Linked DNA regions of Homo sapiens: region 2 is linked to region 1. The links are chromatin loops, found by intact Hi-C in ENCODE. Cell type or tissue: HepG2. All regions are shown on one strand. Links, peaks and the distances in the headings refer to the core of each region. The heading gives the core; the rest is flanking DNA. Region 1 has its middle 290 kb from the start of USP46. Region 2 has its middle 180 kb from the start of SPATA18.

Region 1 (2,921 bases), core at 110-2,609:
ATATAGCAGACTTTGAAAGCCACTGATACGGGGGAGGGGGTAAACCTATCATGTTAAGAACAATGAGGGCTTTGGAGACCCAGAGCGCAGGGAGTGGTAGAAGGGCCACTTCACGTGATGGGTTTCCTGGATGGGGATAAGCAGATGGGCAGAGCAGTCCTGTGCTCAGTCTCCACGTGCGAGACTAGCTAGCAACAACGTTGCCCAGCCATGGTTCTCAGGCTCCTGGAAGGCTAAAAATATTCCTTTACAGTAGGTATTTGTAATTTTTAGGGTTCTTAGTTATACATAAGAAACTTGCCACTAACTAAGCAGGAAATGATTTTGGTAAAGAATATTGGGAGACTTGAGGCTAGGCTTTCAGGAGGGATGAACAAACCAACTCTAGAATGCTTTGAGAAGGACAATGCCACTGCTTCCCTGCCTAACACTGGAAAAACCACTGCGGCCACTGTCCTACCAATACCGCGGCCCCGCCAGGAACTTGACATTGTGACTCTCTGGCACTTCTGGAAGCCAGATACCTCTAGTGCTGCCCTCACTAGTAAAATAGGAGCTCCAGGGAGCCTCCTTCTAACTGGAAGTGAAACTGTCCCCACAGGGTTAACAAGAATTACATACTGAGCTCTGGGCAGATGTACAGTTATAATTAAGCATTCATCAGGCCACACTCTGGCCCACCTTCTTATAATAGAAAGTCACGTAACTGTAGACACTGATCATTTGCATCCCTTGTTCCTATAGATAGGATCACACATTGGAATCACAAGGCTTTTTCTTTAAACATTGCTTAAGATATTTTTCAGATGCTGAATTCCAGTGGAACAGCTGTTGTCACACAATTTGAAGACCCCCATAGAGGAACTAAATCAGCATGAGAATGCAGTTTCTTCATCTCCCCATCCCATGACTTCACCCTGCATTCTCAGACCAATCAACGATCCCTACACCTTGACCTACTCCAAACCCCTTAAAGTCCCTATCCCCAAACTCCCCAGGGAGGCGGATTTGAGGTTTCTTCCCATCCCCTCATTTGGCAGCCTTACGATTAAAACGTTCTCTGCTGCAGCCCCAGGTGTCGGTGTATTGACTTACTGCGCATTGGGCTATGGACCTGTTAGAGTCACATAAGTCTCAGCTGAGTGGCTCTGAGTAGAGAAGTCCCTGTCACATGCTTTTCCCTGGCTGGGAAACCCAGGGATACTGGTTCTTACTGAATCTGGCCATGTATGGCTGGGAATTTCTCCAAATATATTAAAGCAAAGGTCTTCTGCAGCCAGGGAAGGTGACAAGGTGTAATCATCATTATTATTGTTCCACAGACCATTGGCTCCTGTTTTCTTCTCTTCTGAGCTGCCATGGCCTCTGTCAGTGTTCTCTATCCCACAAGCAGCAGGGAAACCAGTCTTCCCAGCTATTTCCATTCTCTGTTTCATGGATGGGTTTCATTGTCAATCACTGTTCTTTCGAAAAGTCAATATGCATAGAGACAGCATGAAAGAACTACTGTACCTGTCTTATGTGAAAAATGCTTCCTCTTTGGCCAGATCAAAGGAGATGAATAGACTCAACATTCCAGTATGTTGTTTAGACACTGATTCTCATGCTAGGAATGCCAAGGGTGAAGCCATTTGTAGTGCTGCTGCCTGGGGCTGTTCTGAACTTCTGATATAAAACAGAAAAGAGGATTTGACAACCCAAATGGAGTTGGAGCACATCTCACTGTTTGAGCTGTGGCCACATGGTGGCCTGGCCTTTCTTGTTAGAAATGAGAGCCGATGGCAGGTCTTCAAGGTGGAAATTTCATTTTCATCTCCAGAAGCCACATGTATGTGGCTCTGGACCTGCCACACTCTATGAAGGCATGGTGTGTCTTTCATTGTCATCTTCTCCAGGTCTAGTGATAGCAGTATTTTTATTAACCTCAATTTGCAGATAAGGAAGCCCAAAGTAGGGAGGATAAGAAACATGCCCAAGCTCAGATCAAAGTGTTTTAAACCCAAGCTGACTCCAGAGCCATCACTATTTCACAATAAAAATGATTTAATATATTTATTCTGATTGTATCAATTGTTTATTGCTCTTGTAAACATTCAAACAACATAGGAAAATGCAAGGGGAAATAGTCAATTCATCAGAAATCTCATCAGTCTGAGATAACAAACATTCATATTTTGGTAACTATTCTTTTTTGCATTGGTTTATGTATGCATGCACGTGCACACACAATGTAGCATAAATAGAATTCTTACATGAATGATGGCTCCTGAAGCTCTTGTTTGCTGGTCAGTGTAGCTCAAACAATCCTCTGTTTCCTTGTTTAAGTGGGTGAAGACGAAAATTTGCTCTAAGCAAATAGAGAGTCCTTTGTGGCCTGCCAGCCTCTTTACTGTAAATGGACTGGGCTGTGGCACTGTGGAGACGGGAGCGAGTGTGTCGAGTTTAAGAGCAGAGGTACTAGAGTCAGACTGTGGATACCAAGAGCTCGGCACTCTTACTGAATAGCTGTGCAGACTTACAGGAGTTACTCAACCTCTCTGTATCTCAGTTTCCTCAGATATGAAGTAGGGGTGATACCTACATCATAGGGTTGTTGTGAGGATTAAATAAGAAGACACAGTAGTCCCCCTTATCTGTAGTTTTGCTCTCCAAGATTTCAGTTACCCACTGGTACAGTTCAACAAAATATTTTGAGAGAGAGACCCCATTCACATAACTTTTATTACAGTATATTATTATAATTGTTCTATTTTTAGTTTTTGTTGTTAATCTCCTACTGTGCCTAATTTATAACTTAAACTTTATCATAGGTATGTATGTATAGGAAAAAGCATAGTATATATAGGGTTGGCTAGCATTCACAGTTTCAGGTGTCCACTGTGGGTCTGGAATGTATCACCTGTGGATAAGGAGGGACTACT
Region 2 (2,921 bases), core at 198-2,697, 140 kb after region 1:
CATTTGTTTCTGTGGTTACTGGATTATATTTTTGTTCCCCACTAGACTGTAGGCTCCAAGACAGCTAGGTTTGCTCATTATTTATCTTCAACTTCTAGCACAGTACCTATCTCATAATAGATGCTCAATAAAAATGATTAACTCATTTTCATTCAAAAAACAATAATTTGCACAGAGTGGAACATAAAACTGTTGAAAAGTGAGAAATAAAAGAAACTTTTTATTTAAAGAATGTGAGCCCCTTTAAATGATCAGGCCCAGAGGGGCAATGAAATGTGACAGCAGTCACATCTCACTCCTCACCCTGGAGCTAAGTAATCTCCCTGCTATATGGGCTCTAGACTGAGCGTCGCCACTGAGTAGCCATAAATTAACCCAACAATGTTATGTGCTGGACATCATAATTCACACCCTATAGTTCAACAATGTATAGCCAATCAGGAGTCAATGTTATTTCTGTAAACCAATGAGAATTCCTAAAAAACAAGTTTTGTAATCAACCCTTCTCCTGATTTGTCCTTTTTTCTTTGAAAACTTGAGTCTCTCCTTTGTTCTTTGAAGCAATTCCCAGTGTTTCCCAGGGTAAGTCATCAACCTTGGCCCAAATCAACTCTATATTAATTTTGCCTCTGTGTCTTTCTTTAAATTGGCAATAGCCTTATGTAAATAGATGTCAATGATTTTTTTAAAGTGGCATTTGAAAATAAATCAGGTGTTCAGTCTCACTTCAAAGCAATTTAACTTTTAAATCCCTATGTTTGAATGTAAAACAGAGATCATCTTGGAAAATCTCAGACACTGGACACTTTAAGTTCCTTTCATTCTTAGATAAAAATCCTAACAACAACTTGCACTTTTTAAAATTTTTATGCTGGTAAATGATTTTCACGTTGAAAGTCAAAGAAGCAATTAAATTAGTGAATTCTGCTGTGATCGAATAAGCCAGTTAAAACATGGACCTGCTTCATAAGTAAATTTGCACTTTTTGGAAAGAACATAACTGTCCCCAAAGGATGGACATGGGTCCAAAGCCAGGCTTTAGCTTGAACTTTTTAGCTATTTCCAAGAAGCAAAAAGAGCTATGGTTCTCAGAGATTTATTTTTCTTCTCTATAGAGACAAGTCAGCATTTTGAAAAACAGAGGGTTCTTCTGCTAAGCATTTCTGGGTAAGGGAAAGCACCACTCTTGTATTTCAGCTCTATTTTTAAATTATAAATCATAGCTGGAAAACTAAAATATGGCAACAACAACAGGATGGTGAAAAAAACATGAATGCAGACAGTTTTTTTTTTAAGCGACCTTTAATTTTAAAAGCACTAAATCCATCTGCAATAACTCTTCTAAATTGTTTTGTGAGTTTGCCCTATAGCCTTCGGACTTTCTGTTTTGGCTTTCACATTGTCTAAACAAACTCTTGAAAAAGAATGGTTTTTGTAGAAATTTCCCTAGAAAATGAAGAAAGAGAAGCTCCAACACAGCAGAAAATTGTGCTGAAAGAGGAATTCTAGTTGGGTGGATGAGGGTGGGTGCAGGGCGAGGACACACAAATTCATGGCCATTAGGTAAGAAATGCAAAATAAGCAAAAACACAATGAGTTTGCTTTGGAAAATTTTCCAAGAACAGATTATTCCTGGTCAGGTAGTGGAGCCTTTTGAATCATAGAGCTCTACTGACATCTAGTGCAGAAAGGCATAATGATCATCTATGAAATGCGATACCCTACTGTCTTTTATTACATGTCCTAAAAAGTCAACTATGTATGTATCGTTATTGGTCAAGGGAAACCATAGCAAGTAAGTCCTTTAACAAAGGGCTTTCTTATATAACATCTTCCTTCATTCTCTCTACAGTAACCCTGCAAGCAAAACAGAAACATTATTATCAATCTCATTTCACAGAGGGGAAAACAGAGGCTTAGAGAAAGAGGTTTAGTGACTTTCCTAAGATGACATGCCCACTGAGGGCAGAATCAGGACAAAAACAAGTCTTCTATGATCTCAGACCTTGATTCCCTGCAAATCTCCCCTCTCCACCCACAGTTCTGCCTTCCCAGCTTCAGAGGACACTGAAAGACTCCTCCAAAGGTAAATGTGGACATCCTCCTCATTTGGGAGAAGGGAAGGAGAAAGGGGCAGGGTCTTAGCTTAACCCCATAGAAATTAGAGTTGAATGTCTCTCTGGATTTATGCTACACTGGCCTATGAAACCACGAATTAGGAATATCAAGTTCCCTAGCAAAAATGGTAGTTGGAAGTAAATACAAAAGGGAAGAACTCCAACTAGGAAAGCATTGCAGAGTCCCTGATATCCTTTTCCTTCTTTTTTGAACAAATAAAAAAACACCCACACAAACACCCACCCCCCTCCCCCCCCCACACACACAAGTCTACATACAGAGAGATGGATGGATGGAAAGATAGATAGATGATAGATAGATAGATTTTAGAAAACAAACATCCAAAAGGGTGTCTTAGGATTTTCTCCTTAGTCTATTTTATGCTGGTAGCAGATACCAAGCATCTGATTTTAAGTTTTTCCATTTAACAGCAAAAACAGAAAACAAACAAAAAGCAGGAGTTCAAATAAATCCAAACAAATAGTGAATAATTTACAAGAAGAATAACTGCAGGGAGACAGCATCTTGGGGGATTTCTTTGTTTGTTTTTTAGAGATGAGGCTTGCTATATTGCCCAGGCTGGCCTCAAACTCCTGGGTTCAAGCAATTCTCACACCTCAGCCTCTTGACTAGCTGGGCCATGCCACCACGCCCAGCGAAAAAGCTATTTTTGCATTTAAGGAGTGAAGATAACTTTATGGGAGAGAATGTTTGTTTTCATTTGGGTTTCAAAGGATTTATTTAGGGATAACTGCAGTTCCAATTCAGATTTCTGACCAGACCAAATGACTCAAGGGATCCTC

The links. A loop is a pair of places that touch in the nucleus more often than their neighbours do. Peaks named below come from ENCODE experiments on the same cell type or tissue, not always from the same donor. Only the 100,000 strongest peaks of a DNase experiment are listed, where the experiment ranks them.
Region 2: it touches region 1 in a loop (5-fold over the local background); 24 of 110 quality-filtered maps call a loop at or near these places.

What each region holds. Positions count from the first base shown.
Region 1 is chr4:52,368,491-52,371,411 of GRCh38, reverse strand. No RefSeq gene overlaps it. Among named protein-coding and RNA genes, the nearest start is that of USP46, 290 kb to the left of the region's middle. In HepG2, for the core only: no CTCF peak of the experiment used is centred there; DNase peaks (open chromatin) are centred at 1,531 and 2,351.
Region 2 is chr4:52,233,402-52,236,322 of GRCh38, reverse strand. No RefSeq gene overlaps it. Among named protein-coding and RNA genes, the nearest start is that of SPATA18, 180 kb to the right of the region's middle. In HepG2, for the core only: a CTCF peak has its summit at 1,667 (motif pointing left); a DNase peak (open chromatin) is centred at 1,662.